Regions from separate parts of the Homo sapiens genome. Here region 1 is linked to region 2. The links are chromatin loops, found by intact Hi-C in ENCODE. Cell type or tissue: gastrocnemius medialis. All regions are shown on one strand.

Region 1 (8,000 bases), 110 kb after region 2:
CACCACCACACCTGGCAAAATTTTTTTAGTTTTGATAGAGACGAGGTCTCACTATGTTGACCAGGCTGGTTTCGAACTCCTGGGCTCAAGCAATCTTCCTGCCTTGGCCTCCCAAAGTACTGGGATTACAGGCACGAGCCACCGTGCCCAGCCTCTATGCTTTTATATTCAACTGCAAATACATTTTACCCCCATATATGGAATCCTACGATACACATCTGTTGTCATCTAATAGGCTGGGGAGAGGCTTTGGAGGCAGATCAGCACTTCGTTTATTAGCTTTGGCCTTGCGGAGAGAATAGGGAATAGTGAACCCACTGGGAAACCACTCCAAAGCCCTGCATTGGGACCCTCCCTTTGGGCCAAAGCTTGGTTGGGGAGGGGGCAGCTCTGTGGGTGTGTGCTGGGGGTCAGCACCTTATTCTTGGGCCCTTCGATCTCCTGCTCATCTGCAGGGAGGACGCTGGTTTTTTTGTTTGTTTGTTTTTGTTTTTGAGACGGAGTCTCACTCTGTCGCCCAGGCTAGAGTGCAATGGTGCAATCTCGGTTCACTGCAACCTGCATCTCCCGGGTTCAAGCAATTCTCCTGCCTCAACCTCCTGAGTAGCTGGGACTACAGGTGCACGCCACCACGCCCGGCTAATTTTTTTTTTGTATTTTTAGTAAAGACGGGGTTTCACTGTGTTAGCCAGGATGGTCTCGATCTCCTGACCTCGAGATCCGCCCACCTCGGCCTTCCAAAGTGCTGGGATTACAGGTGTGAGCCATGGCGCCTGGCCTACTGTGCTATTAAAATAATTACTCACTAGGCCACGTGAGGTGGCTCATGTCTGTAATCCCAGCACTTTGGTAGGCTGAGATGGGTGGATCACCTGAGGTCAGGAGTTCGAGGCCAGCCTGGCCAACAATGTGAAACCCCATCTCTACTAAAAATACAAAAAATAGTATGGCATGGTGGCGCATCCCTGTAATCCCAGCCACTCCGGAGGCCGAGGCAGGAGAATCGCTTGAACCCGGGAGGCAGTGGTTGCAGTGAGCCGAGATCGCGCCACTGCACTCCAGCCTGGGCGACAGAGCAAGATCCTGTCTCAAATAAATAAACAAATCAATGAATAGAAAAAGATCTCGAAGGACAAACATCTAGAATGAAGATGGAAATTGCCTTTGGAATGTGTATTGTGTGTAGGGTGCTCTCAACTTTTTACTCCATATATTTAGTGGGATGGGTTGAATTTTATTCCTAAAAATTCATGTATTGAAGTCCTAAGTCCCAGTTTCTCAGAATATGGCCTCATTTGGAAACAAGGCCTTTGCAAATGTCATTTGTTAAGATTACTGTTTTCCATGGGTGGGGTGGGGTTGGGGGGCTCCCAGGGGGGTCGCAGGAGAGGATCTGCAGACTGGGGCCACCACTGTTGATGAGTCAGTTCAGACATTTCCCCATCTCACAATCACATCTGCTGTGCTGGTACAAACCAGCCCCAGATCAGCCCACCTGGTCCTATCTCTCAGCATCTTGTTCTGCCTGACCCAGGGTGACCCCCTTAGACTTTGCGAGGAAACTTAAGCAACTAGAAGAAAATTAAGAGGAGGAAAAGAACTCATTTCTGGCTGGCCAGCTCTGGCTGATGCAGGAAGTTCGCCCCAAGTTATGAGTCCGTGGGGGCCAGGGCGCAGGCAGGGGCGGGATGTGGGCAGCCTCTGCGAGTGGGGAAACTGAGGAATTCCATCTCAAGCCCTACGAGATTAGGAACTGGGACCCACAGAGGCAAGCACCGGGAGACCCGGGCCCAGCCCCCTGTAGGCTAGAGCCTGCCAGCGCCTGGATGGGGATTTTAATTTTTTTATTTATTATTTATTTATTTATTTATTTTTATTTGTATTTTGAGATGGAGTCTCGCTCTGTCACCCAGGCTGGAGTGCAGTGGCACAATCTCAGCTCACTGCAAGCTCCGCCTCCTGGGTTCATGCCATTCTCCTGCCTCAGCCTCCCTAGTAGCTGGGACTACAGGCGCCTGCCACCACGCCCCGCTAATTTTTTTGTATTTTTAGTAGAGACGGGGTTTCACCATGTTAGCCAGGATGGTCTCGATCTCCTGACCTCGTGATCTTCCCACCTCCGCCTCCCAAAGTGCTGGGATTACAGGCGTAAGCCACTGCGCCTGGCCTATTTTTGTTTTTGAAACAGAGTCTTGCTCTGTCTCCAGGCCCCCTGCAGTGTCACGAGCTTGGCTTACTGCAACCTCCACCTCCCGGGTTCAAGCAATTCTCCTGCCTCAGTCTCCCGAGTAGCTGGGACTACAGACACACGCCACCATGCCTGGCTAATTTTTTGTACTTTTAGTAGAGATGGGGTTTCACACTGTTGGCCAGGATGGTCTCAATCTCTTGACCTCGTGATCTGCCCGCCTCAGCCTCCCAAAGTGCTGGGATTACAGGAGTAGGCCACTATGCCCGGCCTCTGGATGGAGATTACTGCAGACATCCATAGTGGCTGCAGGGCAGGCTCCAGCTCTCCCTCCTTGTCCCCAGCAGCTTCCTCCCACCCTGAGTTTGGAGTAATTGATCCCTATCCCCTGGGCATGTCAGGCAGGAATGTCCTGTCCCTGCTGTCCCCACAGGGCAGTGGAGCCAGGAGGGAGTCAAGGTTACCTGGTTAATGGAAGTTTCCCTGACAATTCATCTTGTGGGGCACCACCTTGCTCCTCTCTCTGTTTTTAAATTTTAAGACAGGATCTGGCTTTTTGGCCAGGCTGGAGTGCAGTGGCATGATCATAACTCATTGCAGCCTCCATCTCCTGGGCTCAGGCAATCCTCCTGCCTCAGCCTCCCAAGTAGCTGGGTATATGGGTGATATGCACCACCATCCCCGGCTAATTTTTAAATTTTTTGTAGAGACATGGGAGGTGGGGGGCAGTCTCACTATGTTGCCCAGGCTTGTCTTGAACTGGGCTAAAGGGATCTTCCCACCTGGGCCTCCCAAAGCGCTGGGATTACAGGCGTGAGCCACCGTGCTTGGTCTCTGCCTTGCTTCTCTTGGGCAAGATGACAGCTTCTGCACTTCCTGCACCGATACTGTGTCTCCGGTTTCCACCGCCCTCCTGGATCCACTCCGGCCTCCCTTCTCGCCGTCTGAAGGCGGCTGTCCCTCCTGCCTAGATGAGCAGAGACCAGACAGAGCCGGAAGCTGGATTTGGCTCTGGAATGCTAATGAGCATTCTGCCGACCGTGACCTCCCGGGGCTGGAGCAGGGCTGGTGCAGCCTCAGCCTCTGGCTCCCTCTGCAGGCAGCAGGCGGGAACTGCGGGGGAGTTGTGGCCTGCGGGAGACCAGGTCCTCCTCGTGGAGGTCAGGGTTGTTCTAGGTTACGCTGTTCATCCCGTCCGCGATCGCAGACGAGACTCGAGACTTGCTTTCTTTATAATTACCCAGCGTGGCTGGGTGGCCCCAGGACTTAACAGCAGCTTCTTTGCTGGATGGACTCTTCTGCTGTCTAAGTACCTTCGCCCTGGGCGCCCCCTACTCCCACACTCTGTTATTTAAAGACTGGTTCTCCACCTGGTGGGTGGCTTATGCCTGTAATCCCAGCACTTTGGGAGACTGAGGTGGGAGGAATCCAGGAGTTGGAGACCAGCCTGAGCAACATAGAGCGACCCCGACTCTACAAAAAAAAAAATTAGGTGTGGTGGCATATGCCTGTAGTCCCAGCTACTCAGGAGGCTGAGGCAAGAGGATCACTTGGGCCTGGAAGGTGGAGGCTGCAGTGAGCTATGATTGTACCACTGCACTCCAGCCTGGGAAACAGAGGGAGACCTGATCTCAAAAACAAAACAAAGGCCGGGCGCTGTGGCTCATGCCTGTAATCCCAGCACTTTGGGAGGCTGAGGTGGCCGGATCACCTGAGGTCAGGAGTTCAAGACCAGCCTGGCCAACATGGTGAAACCCCGTCTCTGCTAAAAATACAAAAATTAACCGGGCATGGTGGCAGGCACCTGTAGTCTCAGCTACTCAAGAGGCTGAGTCAGGAGAATTGCTTGAACCCAGGAGGCTGTGGTTGCAGTGAGCCAAGACTGCACCACTGCACTCCAGCCTGGGAGACAGAGTGAGACTCTGTCTAAAGAAAAAAAAAAGAAAGAAATAGTGGCCAGGCACGGTGGCTCACGCCTGTAATCACTTTGGGAGGCCCAGGCAGGAGATGGCTTGAGTCCAGGAGTTTGAGAACAGTCTGGGCGATATGGCCAGACCCTATCTCTAAAAAAATAAAATCAATCAACCAACCAATCAATTAATCAATCAATCAAAAAATTAGCTGGGCATGGTGGCACACACCTGTGGTCCCAGCTATTCGGGTGGCTGAGGCACAAAAATCGCTTGATGGCAATTTGGTGCTGCTCCTGACCCTGGGTGCTGAGCAGGCCCGGTGCTGTCTCCCGTGGACCTGGTCGGGCCTTACCTCTTGATGACAAACTGGATGCTGTTGCTGGCCTCCAGAATCTTCCAGAGCTTGGCGATCCCGAAGCAGTTGGGCCTGTGGAGAGAGATGCCTTCAGGCAGCCCCACCACAAACAGCTCCTCCGGGTGCATCAGAAACTTGGAGTATGGCACCTTGACGGGCTCCGAGATGCCAATGGCCTTGGCTGCAGAGACATGGCTGCTGTAAGGCCACCCGGTGCCACAGGGCCAGGAATCTCAACCCCTGTGTCTCATGCCTGTGTAGGGGGCAAAGCTGCCAGAGCCCTTTTGAGGGCCTTCCTGGGAGGTGAGCCAGGCGTGAGCCACCTTGCCCTGCTTATATTACTTATTTGCTTACTGTTTATCTCTCCACATGAGGATGTGTACCCTAGGAGGTGGGGACATCTGTTTGGTCCACTGCTTTTTCCCCAGCGCCTTGTGCAGGACCTAGTACACAGTAGGTGCTCAATAAATATTTGTTGAGTCAGGGTGCGTTGGCTCACGCCTGTAATCCCAGCTCTTTGGGAGGCCGAGGCAGGAGGATCATTTGAGGTCAGGAGTTCGAGACCTGCCTGGCCATCATGGTGAAACCCCGCCTCTACTAAAAATGCAAAACAGTTAGCCAGGCATGGTGGCGGGCACCTGTAATCCCAGCTACTCAGGAGGTTGAGGCAGGAGAAGTGCTTGAACCCAGGAGGCGGAGGTTGCAGTGAGCTGAGATCGCGCCACTGCACTCCAGCCTGGGAAACAGAGTAAGGCTCCATCTCAAAACATTTAAGAGATGGGTCTCTCTATGTTGCCCAGGCTGATCTTGAACTCCCAGCCTCAAGTAATCCCCTCGCTTTGGCTTCCCAAAGTGTTGGGATTACAGGCATGAGCCACCTTAGCCTGCCTATTTTACTTATTTGCTTACTATCCATCTATCTCTTCACAGGCAGATGTGCACCCCAGGAGGTGGGTACTTCTGCTTGGTTCACTGCTTTGTCTCCAGCTCCTTACACAGGACCTGGTACACAATAGATGCTCAATAAATAGCTGTTGGATAAACGGACAAATTAATCCCAACAGGTGGCTCCTGGGAAGCATGCTGGGCCTTGTTAGAAATGGGGCCTATGGTCGGGTGTGGTGGCTCACGCCTAAAATCCCAGCACTTTGGGAGGCTGATGAGGGTGGATCACCTGAGGTCAGGAGTTCGAGACCAGCCTGACCAACATGGTGAAAGCCTGTCTCTACTAAAAATACAAAATTAGCCAGGCATGGTGGCACGTGCCTGTAATCCCAGCTACTCAGGAGGCTGAGGCAGGAAAATCGCTTGAACTCGGGAGGCGGAGGTTGCAATGAGCTGAGATTGCTCCAAAGTCTCTAAATAAATAAATAGAGCCTACTTGAGGTTTCCAAAAGGAACCCAGCCTTGGATTGGGGTCAGGCATATATTGGGTTTCCTCTACTAGAGGCGGTCAAAATCAAGAAAAGTCTGGGGCCTGCCTGGCCCACCCCTTTCCGTTTGCTCCCTGGGGAGATGAGTCCTAAGCACCACCAGCCCAGGTCCATTTCTTACCTGTCAGCGTCTCCATCCCATAACCAGAATCCTCCGATGGCAGGTGCCCAGGCATTGAGTCTGTCATTTCCTCAGAGGTTGGCAAGGCATCTGAAGACAAAACTCCAAATGACATGGGTGTCTTCTGCCTGTCATACTCCTGTCACAGTCCTTCAGGGACCACCCAGCCCAGTCTCCCCACAGGCAAGGGTCTTTTTCTTTCTCTCTTTTTTTTTTGGTTCGAGATGGAGTCTCACACTGTCGTCCAGGCTGGAGTGCAGTGGCGCCATGTCGGCTCACTGTAACCTCTGCCTCCTGGGTTCAAGCGATTCTCCTTCCTCAGCCTCCCGAGTAGCTGGGACTACCAGGCGTGAGCCACCATGCCTGGCTAATTTTTGTGTTTTTAGTAGAGATGGGGTTTCACCATGTTGGCCAGGCTGGTCTCAAACTCCTGACCTCTGGTGATCTGCCCGCCTCGGCCTCCCAAAGTGCTGGGATTACAGACGTGAGCCACTGCGCCCAGTCATTTTTTTTTTTTTTGAGATAGGGTCTCACTCTGTTGCCCAGGCTGGAGTGCAGTGGTGCGATCACAGCTCACTGCAGCCTCCAGCTCTTGGTCTCAAGTGATCCTCCTGCCTCAGCCTCCTGAGAAGCTACACTGACAGGCACACACCACCACATCTGGTTAACTCTTTGTATTTTTAGTAGAGATGGGGGTCTTGTTATGTTGCCCAGGCTGGTCTTGAACTCCTAGCCTCAAGCAATCCTCCCATGTCAGCCACCCAAAATGCCAGGATTACAAGCATGAGCCACTGTGCCCGGCACCCTCTTGGCTTCTGACAGTCACCCCATACTGAGGATCCAGTGCCCAAATCTACCCTCTCCTCTGAAGATGTGGAAAATGAGGCTGGGCAGGGGGTAGGGTCCAACTCAGAGCCTCTCACGCTCATGCCTTTTTCTTCTCACCAGCCTCACAAATCCCAGGGAAGCCAAGCCAGGGAGGTGAAGTTTGAGGGGACCTTCTGGAAGGTCAGAGCTGAGAACGCTGATTCTCAATGCAGGGGACAGATGTGGCCAGAAAAAGCATTCACAATACCCTGATGTTTCTCAGAATCCACGGAGAGAAACAGTGGCCTGGAGGCCTCTTCTTCACCAGGGCAGACCCTCGGGAGGCTAACGATACGGCCCTGATTTCTGCAGGGGGTGGTCAGACGCCCGTCCCTTACCTGGGACAGTGACCTGAATGATGTCCAGAACCTCTGGTTCAATTTTGATCGGCCTCAGCCCACCCAGCTCCCCAGAGGTTCCTGCAAGGAGGAAAGGAAGGATCTGGTCAAGTCTGGCACAAGCCTGACTGGGCAGAGTGAGTCTTTCCAGAACATTCTGTTGTCTGTAACTTGTTATTGAGGCCCTACCTAGGACAAGTCATGTCAGTCCCCTGGCTCCTGCCCAGACCAGAACTGGAGGTCAGGGGGGCCCTCAGGCCAGGCTTAGAGGCTCCAATTTACAGACCCAGTGACTAAGACCCCCTAGAGGGGAGGCTGCTGGTCCAAGATCCTGGGGCCTGGGTCTAGGCATCAACAGGAGGCAGTGGTGATGGCCAGCACCCAGCTCTCCATGTCCCCGACCCCAGTAAGCTCCCAGCATGCCTTGCACCTCAGCGCTGTGAGGCCTGGGAGATGCAGGTGGGCAGAGGAGGCTCGTTAGCACTCCAGGCTCATGGGCTGAGTTGAGCTCCCCGCCAAGGCTGCCGGGTAGGGCTGGTGGTTGCCCTCCCGGACCATGACATACACAGTGGGCCCTATTCCTTCTCACCTGGCCCGCAGTCTTCAGACATGCTGCCCTTGTCTGACCTGTGAAGGGAAGCAGGAAATGACACCTGTCAGCCAAGTCCAGGGCCACCCTGCCCCAGCCTTGCCCCTCCAGGCGGTCGGGGCCCACCGCGGGCGCCACTGCAGAAGGCATCCCTGTCCCCATCAGCCCCTGGCCCCCAGGATGGTGCTCCCCATCT
Region 2 (8,000 bases):
TTAGTCTCCTGACTACCTGGGCTTACAGGCATGAGCCAAGGCATCCAGCTAGGAGTCCCATTTATTGAGATGAGAAAACTGAGGGTCAGAATGGCCCCAGGGTCACAAAGCTGGTAAGGGTCTCAGACCTCCCTATTCTCCATCCAGCAAGGGGGAGACTTCCCAGACAGTTCAGAGAGGGCTGTGGGCTTCCAGGGCACAGGGGCAGGAGTGCATGTCTTCCAGCCTAACCGGGTGCCTTTTTTCTAGGAGGCTGCACTCTGCCCTCCCCACTGGGCAACCGAGCTGGGCAAGGGGGCCAGGGCTGGGTGGCGGCTCCCACATGCCCCCCTGCCCAGCTGTTCTCTGTCAGTCTGTGGCTGGCTCCAGCATCCAGAGCACTGAGATGCCAGGGGTGGTTTTTCTGGGATAGAGAAGAAAATGCAGGCTGGGCGCAGTGGCTCACGCCTGTAATCCCAGTACTTTGGGAGGCCGAGACGGGTGGATCATGAAGTCAGGAGTTCGAGGCCAGCGTGACCAACAGGGTGAAACCCCGTCTTTACTAAAAATACAAAAATTAGCCAGGCGTGGTGGCATGTGCCTGTAATCCCAGCTACTCAGGAGGCTGAGGCAGGAGAATCACTTGAACCCAGGAGGTGGAGGTTGCAGTGAGCCAAGATCGTGCCACTGCACTCCAGCCTGGGCAACAGAGCAAGACTCTGTCTCAAAAAAAAAAAAAAAAAAAAAAAAAAAAAAGGAAAATTCTAGCCCCAGGGATTTCCCAGAAGCCACCGTGGAGTGGGGTTGGGGGAGGGTGAGAGGGCAGGTCATGGCCCTTCCCCTTCTTCATTGCCCACTGCAAGGTCCAGGGAGTCCTTCATTGGACGGTCCCTCCCCTCATCTCTAGCCCCCAAATGTGGGGTGCTCAGCAGCAGCCCCAAGACTAACCCCCTTCCTTTCCCTGCGCCCAAGGCCTTGACCATGCTGGCCACGCCCTCTGCAGGCCTCTGCCAACTGCGGCTGAACCAGCCCCGCCTTCACTGGCCCCGCCTCAGAGAAAGTGCCAGAGTCTCCAGGCAGCTGCCCGAGCTCCCTGGAGAGGCCTGACAGCTGATGGATGACGCCAGCCCCCGGGCCTGCTGGGAATTGAAAATATGGACGACAGTAATCAGAGCGCCGGGGGTGGGGTAGAGGGGACGCTGGGTCTTTCTGGAAACGTCTAGACACTGTCTCTCTGGGAGTCCGCTTCTAAAAACCCACCTCCAGCCTGCCCCACTCCCTGGACCTCTGGTTTCTGGCTGGACTGGGAGGGGGCCATGCCACCCCCATCACCACTGAAGCGGGGGCCACAGAGGGACCAGGTGGGAGGGCTGGGGATCTGTCCTCCCGCCCCTCCCGCTCTGGCTGTCTAGCTCTGGAGTCTGGGGACCTGGATGTCTTTGACTGCAGCCTTGGCCAAGGGCCGGCATCCGTGACTCATTTTCTTGATCTGTACAATGAAACCATTGGACTGGATGTTCTAAGTCTCCTTCCAGGGCCGTGAATCAACAGTTTCTCCTCCATTCTTCCCCTCCCCTCCAGGTCCCCTGCATTACCCACTCCACAGCCTAAATGCTGCAGGACAGGGCTGTGCACATGGGAAGGGGTGACAAAGATCCCCCGTTTGACCAAACTTTACTCAGACTCTGGAACCTCCTAAGCCCCTCTGCATAAATCCAGTCTTCCCCACCCCCCCGCCGACAGAGTCTCGCTCTGTTGCCCAGGCTGGAGTGCAATGGCGCAATCTCAGCTCACTGCAACCTCTGACTCCTGGGTTCAAGCGATTCTCCTGCCTCACTTAGCCTCCCGAGTAGCTGGGATTACAGGCATGAGCCACCATGCCTGGCTAAGTTTGTATTTTTAGTAGAGATGGGGGTTCACCATGTTGGTCAGGCTGGTCTTGAACTCCTGACCTCAGGTGATCCACCCGCCTTGGCCTCCCAATGTGCTGGGATTACAGGCGTGAGCCACTGCGCCCTGTTCGTAAATCCAGTTTTTGCAAGAAACCTGTTTAGCAAGAGCCGCTCACCCTTGAGATCTGATCACCCTCCAATCAGGTTCCTCATCCTCTACCATCTCCCAGGTGGTGTCTGATCTCCCTGGCTGGCCTTCAGCTAGAATCCTGCTAGGTCAGTTGAGCCAGAACCCCCCAGTATTTCCTCTTAGTAATTTTCCATCCACTCACGCCACCCTGCTCCTGGGCCATAAATTCTCCCTTGCCCGTGCTCTCTTCAGAGTTGAGCCCAATCTCTCTTCCTCCACTGCACAATCCCATTGCAGTCTTGCCTAGATATCTCTTGTGATGATCCTGAATAAAATGTTCCTGCTCGTGCTTTAACGAGTATCATAGAATCATTTTTTAAACAGTGGAGGTAGGAGTGAGGGGAGGACAGGAGACACTCACCAGGCCTGAGATGGGAACGTTCCCTCCCTGTTGGCCAGCTAAGCCTGGATATGACCTGCGCTGCTTTAAATCAGAGTGAGATGGAGAAAAGGGGTGAATGAGGCAGGAGTCCTCCTTAAGCCTGCGGGAGAGTGGGATTCCTATCCCGAGATAGATTTAGATTTCCCCCTTAAGAGAGCCCTAGAAAGTGGGTAGGTGGAGGGGGAGGTAGGAGACCCCCAGGCATCTGGGTCTCTAAGATGCCTCCTTGGGTAGGTGGAGGGGGAGGTAGGAGACCCCCAGGCATCTGGGTCTCTAAGATGCCTCCTTGGGTGAGTGGAGGGGGGCCTGGAGGCCAGCAGGTGCCTGGTGATGGGGCCAGTTTGCTGAGTATTCCCTCAACTGAGAGAGGAAGGCAGGAGGCCCGGGGTCTTCTAGAACGTCTCAAAAAAAGGCAGGCAGGCCGCACGAGGTGGCTCATGCCTGTAATCCCAGCGCTTTGGGAGGCTGAGGCAGGTGGATTGCTTGAGGCCAGGAGTTTGAGACCAGCCTGGCCAACATGGTGAAACCCTGTTCCTACTAAAAATACAAAAATTAGGCCAGGCGCAGTGGCTCACGCCTGTAATCCCAGCACTTTGGGAGGCTGAGGTGGGCAGATCACCTGAGGTCAGGGGTTCGAGACCAGCCTGGCCAACATGGTGAAATCCCATCTCTACTAAAAATACAAAAATTAGCCAGGTGTGGTGGTGCACACCTGTAATCTCAGCTACTCAGGAGACTGAGGCAGGAGAGTCACTTTAACCCGGGAGGTGGAGGTTGCAGTGAGCCGAGATCGTGCCATTGCACTCCAGCCTGGCGACAAGAGTGAAACTCCATCTCAAAAGAAAAAAAAAAACCTACAAAAATTAGCCGGGCATGGTGGTGCAAACCCAAAGTCCCAGCTCTTAGGAGGCTGAAGCTTGAGAATTGCTTGAACCTGGGAGGTGGGGGTTGTAGTGAGCTGAGATTGCACCACTCACTGCACTCCAGCCCGGGTGACACAACGAGACTCTGTCTCAAAAAAAAAAAAAAAAAAGTTGGGGGTGGTGAGGGGATGGGGGACAGGCTGGGACAGCCAAGCTGGGCAGGTGCCCTGTGGCCTGTCACCCTGTCTGGGGCTGTAGGAAACTGATTAAGGAGAAAGGGGAAAATACAGTTGTGAAAACAGGAAACCGGAAAGCTCTGTCCGGCCTCCTGGCTGCTGTATGTGTTGGAAGGAAAAACGTGGTATGGAGTGGGGGCTCCCCTGGGCCCTATCTGAAGAGAGAGAGACCACGAGAGGACCAAGTTTACCCCAAACCAGAAGAGTGCGCCCCAGGCTCAGGACCCTCTGGCGAGAAGTGCCCACATCCTGGGGACGGTCTTCTGCCCGCTGCTCTGGGACTGGAGTTTCCTGTTTTCCTGCCGGCCGTCCTGGTCCTATTCTTCCCTTTCCCCAGGGTATAGAGCAGAGTTCAGTCGGCTGACTGAGTTCAGACGGGGTGGGGCGGGGGGGGGGCTGGTATGCTCCCCACCCCTTCCCCACGAAGCCAGGGCAGGCATGGAGGACGAAGGCTTGGGGCTTCCAGGCTGGGACGAGCCCTGGCCCAGGCATCTCTCTGCTCCAAGCCTGTTGGTCCTGGCTGCATTTTTTCCCTTACTCTCTGTCGCCCTCTAGTGTCGGCTTTCCGCCACCACGCCTCGCCTTTGGTGCCCAGGCCTCCCCCAAAGTTTCTGCAACCGTTCCTCTGCGGGTTCCTTCCTTCACTCGATGACTCATTCAACAAACATTTCAAAGTGGCCTACGTGGGCGATGCAGAGACAAGGAAGACATGTCCTGGCCTCCAGAAGCTCAGAGCTTTGGGGAGAGATAAACATGCTAGCAAATAAATCACTGGAAGAAGAGACTGGGCCCTAAACACAGGCTCCCAGAGAACCCCAGAGACAGGAGTAGTCACGGCAGCTGCACATCAGGAAGGCCGCATGGAGGAGGAGGTGGCTGAGCTGGGCCTTGGCCTGTGAGCTCACCTGAACCCGTGGAGGCAGAGAGGGCATGAGGGGCGCCAGCTGGGCTCGGGGTATTGGAATCAAGGGCAGCGATGGGAGATAAGGTGGGAGGGCGCCCTGGGAGGAGCCAAGGATGGCACGTGCCAGGTGGAGTCACTCAGAAGGCCTTCCAAGGCCTGTGAGCTGGTGGATGTGGCCTCAGGAGGCAGGTTCTGCATGGCAAGGAGTTCTGTCTCATTTATTCAGTACTGTGTCCTCAGAGCCAGCCACTCTGCAGGGGACATAGGAATTGTTCAATAAGTATTTGTGGAATGAGTGAATGGGTGTTCAGATCTGCATGTTAGAAATAATGGGAGTGGTCAGGCATGGTGGTTCATGCCTGGAATCCCAGTGCTTTGGGAGACTGAGGCAGGAGGATCGCTCTAGGCCAGGAGTGTGAGACCAGCCTGGGCAACATAGCGAGATCCCGTCTGTACAAAAAATAATGGCCGGGTGCAGTGGCTCATGCCTGTAATCCCAGCACTTTGGGAGGTCGAGGTGGGTGGATCACTTGAAGTCAGGAGTTTGAGACCAGCCTGGCCAACATGGTGAAACCTCATCTCTACTAAAAACACAAAAACTAGCTGGGTGTGGTGGTGCATGCCTATAATCCCAGCTACTCAGGAGGCTGAAGCAGGAGAATTGCTTGAACCCAGGAGGCGAAGGTTGCAGTGAGCCGAGATTGTGCCACTGCACTCCAGCCTGGGTGACAGAGCGAGACTCTGTCTCAAAACAAAAACAAGAAAACAAAAAAGCAAAAATTAACGGCGTAGTGGAGTGCACTCGTAGTCCCAGCTACTCAGGAGGCTGAGGCAGGAAGATCTCTTGAGACCAGGAGATCAAGGCTGCAGTGAGCCATAATGGTGCCACTGCACTCTAGCCTGAGCGACAGAGTGAGACCCTGTCGCAAAAAAAAAAAAAAAAAAAAAAAGGAAAGAAAAGAAAAAAGCAGGAGGGATTGGAGAAGGCAATGAGGCAGGCTGGCCAGTGAGGAGGCCGGTAGGGCCAGGTGCTGAGGTGGGGTGGGAAGGAAGCAATTGCAATGGCTGGGAGCAGCCTGGCTGTGGCGTGCAGAAGGCAGTCAGGCTGGGCAGTGACGGAATGGGATGGGAGGTTGGGGGACGGAGCAGCCAGACAGCAGAGTCCCTAGGCCCAGTGCCATGCTCAGTGTGAGACAGGCTGAGTTGCAGGACAACCTCAACTGTGCTGCCACTCAGATGTGCAGATGTGTTTCACGCATCTCTAGCACAGGGCCAAGTCTGCTTCCCCGTAGCCCAGCCCCTTGCCTTGAGGCGTTTTGTTGAACTTGTTAGAAAGGGTTACAGAGATCACGAGGGCTTCTTTTTGTTATCTTTTTTTCTTTCTTTCTTTGTGTGTGTGTGTGTGTGTGTGTGAGAGAGAGAGAGAGAGAGAGAGAGAGAGGAGAGAGAGAGAGACGGAGTTTCACTCTTATTGCCCAGGCTGGAATGCAATGGCAGGATCTCGGCTCACTGCAACCTCTGCCTTCCAGGTTCAGGTGATTCTCCTGCCTCAGCCTCCAGAGTGGCTGGGATTACAGGCGCCCACCACCACGCCTGTCTAATTTTTTGTATTTTTAGTAGAGACGGGGTTTCACCATGTTGGCCATTCTGGTCTCAAGTGAGCCACTTGCCTCGACCCCCCAAAGGCCTGGGATTACAGGCGTGAGCCACCGCACCTGGCCAATCACCAGGGCTTCTGTGAACAGCTTCCGTGGATAGGAAACAGAGCCACTGGTCAGGTGCCCCTTCTAGTTTTGGGGAAAAGAAGCTGGAATGGGGTCATGTCATGACACAGCCCCAGCTCTGGGGACTGGGCCAAGGACACCTATGTCATGGCCCACACAGAAGTGGGAGCAGGGGCCACCTCAGCCGCACCCTCATTGGAGGTGGACCAGGGTTCTTAACCGGTGGGACGCTAAAAGCCTTCAGAGTGAGTATGTGTGTGATAGATCCAGTGTTACAAGCCACACTGCAGGCATGCGCACATTCTTCTGGGAGGGTTCTCAGCCTTCATCAGATTCTCGAAGAAGACCTGATTCAAAACAAGCTTAAAACCCACCACTCTAAGAGAGAGAAATGACGGAGAAGAAGGGGAAGGAGGAGAGAGAGGCTAGAGGCAAGAAAGAGGGGGAGGAGGAGGAATTGTGTATTTCTTTAGATCTAATAAAAGAAAGAAATACAGGCCAGGAGCGGTGGCTCATGCTTGTAATCTCAGCACTTTGGGAGGATTGCTTGAGCTCAGAAGTTCGAGACCAGCCTGGGCAACATGGTGAAACCCTGTCTCTACCAAAAAAAAAATACAAAAATTAGCTGGGTATGGTGGTGCATACCTGTAGTCCCAACTATTAGGGAGGCTGAGGTAGGAGGATTGCTTGAGCCCAGGAGGTCAAGGCTACAGTGAATGGAGATCGTGTCACTGCACTCCAGCCTGGGCAACTGAGTGAGACCTGGTCTCCAAGTTTGTTTTTTTTTTTTTGAGACAGAGTCTCGCTCTGACACCTAGGCTGGAGTGCAGTGGTGTGATCTTAGCTCACTGCAATCTCCATCTCCTGGGTTCTAGCGATTCTCCTGCCTCAGCCTCCCAAGTAGCTGGGATTACAGGCATGCACCACCACGCCCAGCTAATTTTTGTATTTTTAGTAGAGACGGGGTTTCTCCATGTTGGTCAGGCTGGTCTTGAACTTCTGACCTCATGATCTGCCCGCCTTGGCCTCCCAAAGTGCTGTGATTACAGGCCAGGAGCCACTGAGCCTGGCCCTCACATTTTTAATAAATAAATAAATAAAAAGGAAATTAACTTCTGTAAACCACTCTTTCCAGGCACCCTGCTAGTCCCTAGCCAGAGGCAGGCACGGGGTTTTCCCTAAGTGGCCACCATTTCTTTCCTTTCTTTTCTCTTTCTTTTCTTTGTTTTTTTTCTTTCTTTCCTTTGTTTTTTTGTTTTTTTGTTTTTTTTTTTGAGACGGAGTCTCGCTCTGTTGCCCAGGCTGGAGTGCAGTGGTGCAATCTCAGCTCACTGCAAGCTCCGCCTCCCGGGTTCACGCCGTTCTCCTGCCTCAGCCTCCCTAGTAGCTGGGACTACAGGTGCCTGCCATTATGCCCAGCTAATTTTTTGTATTTTTAGTAGAGATGGGTTTTCACCATGTTAGCCAGGACGGTCTTGATCTCCTGACCTCGTGATCCGCCTGCCTCGGCCTCCCAAAGTGCTGGGATTACAGGGGTGAGCCACCGCGCCTGGCCTCTTTTCTTTTCTTTCCTTCCTTCCTTTCCTTTTTCTTTCCTTCCTCTTCTTTCTTTTCTTTCTTTTTTGAGACAGAGTCTCACTCTGTTGCCCAGGCAGGAGTACAGTGGCTCGATCTCGGCTCACTGCAACCTTTGCCTCCCGGGTTCAAGCGATTCTCCTGCCTCAGCCTCCTGAGTACCTGGGATTATAGGTGCCCACCACCACACTCGGCTAATTTTTGTATTTTCAGTAGAGACGGGGTTTCACCATGTTGGTCAGGCTGGTCTCGAAC

What was found. Hi-C counts contacts between places; a loop is a spot of excess contacts. Peaks named below come from ENCODE experiments on the same cell type or tissue, not always from the same donor. Only the 100,000 strongest peaks of a DNase experiment are listed, where the experiment ranks them.
Region 1: a loop joins it to region 2, with 14 times the contacts of the local background. A loop is called at or near these places in 49 of 110 quality-filtered maps.

The regions. Positions count from the first base shown.
Region 1 is chr7:76,173,581-76,181,580 of GRCh38, reverse strand. It overlaps the pseudogene LOC100420548. Among named protein-coding and RNA genes, the nearest start is that of SRRM3, 24 kb to the left of the region's middle. In gastrocnemius medialis, a CTCF peak has its summit at 3,285 (motif pointing left); a DNase peak (open chromatin) is centred at 3,270; H3K4me3 peaks cover 317 bases.
Region 2 is chr7:76,287,898-76,295,897 of GRCh38, reverse strand. No RefSeq gene overlaps it. Among named protein-coding and RNA genes, the nearest start is that of HSPB1, 11 kb to the left of the region's middle. RefSeq lists enhancers at 1,105-1,244, 3,595-4,110, 4,177-4,486, 5,143-5,658 and a cis regulatory region at 3,734-4,502. In gastrocnemius medialis, CTCF peaks have their summits at 3,877 and 4,097 (motif pointing left); DNase peaks (open chromatin) are centred at 1,047, 1,437, 3,417 and 4,067; H3K4me3 peaks cover 1,745 bases; H3K27ac peaks cover 4,475 bases.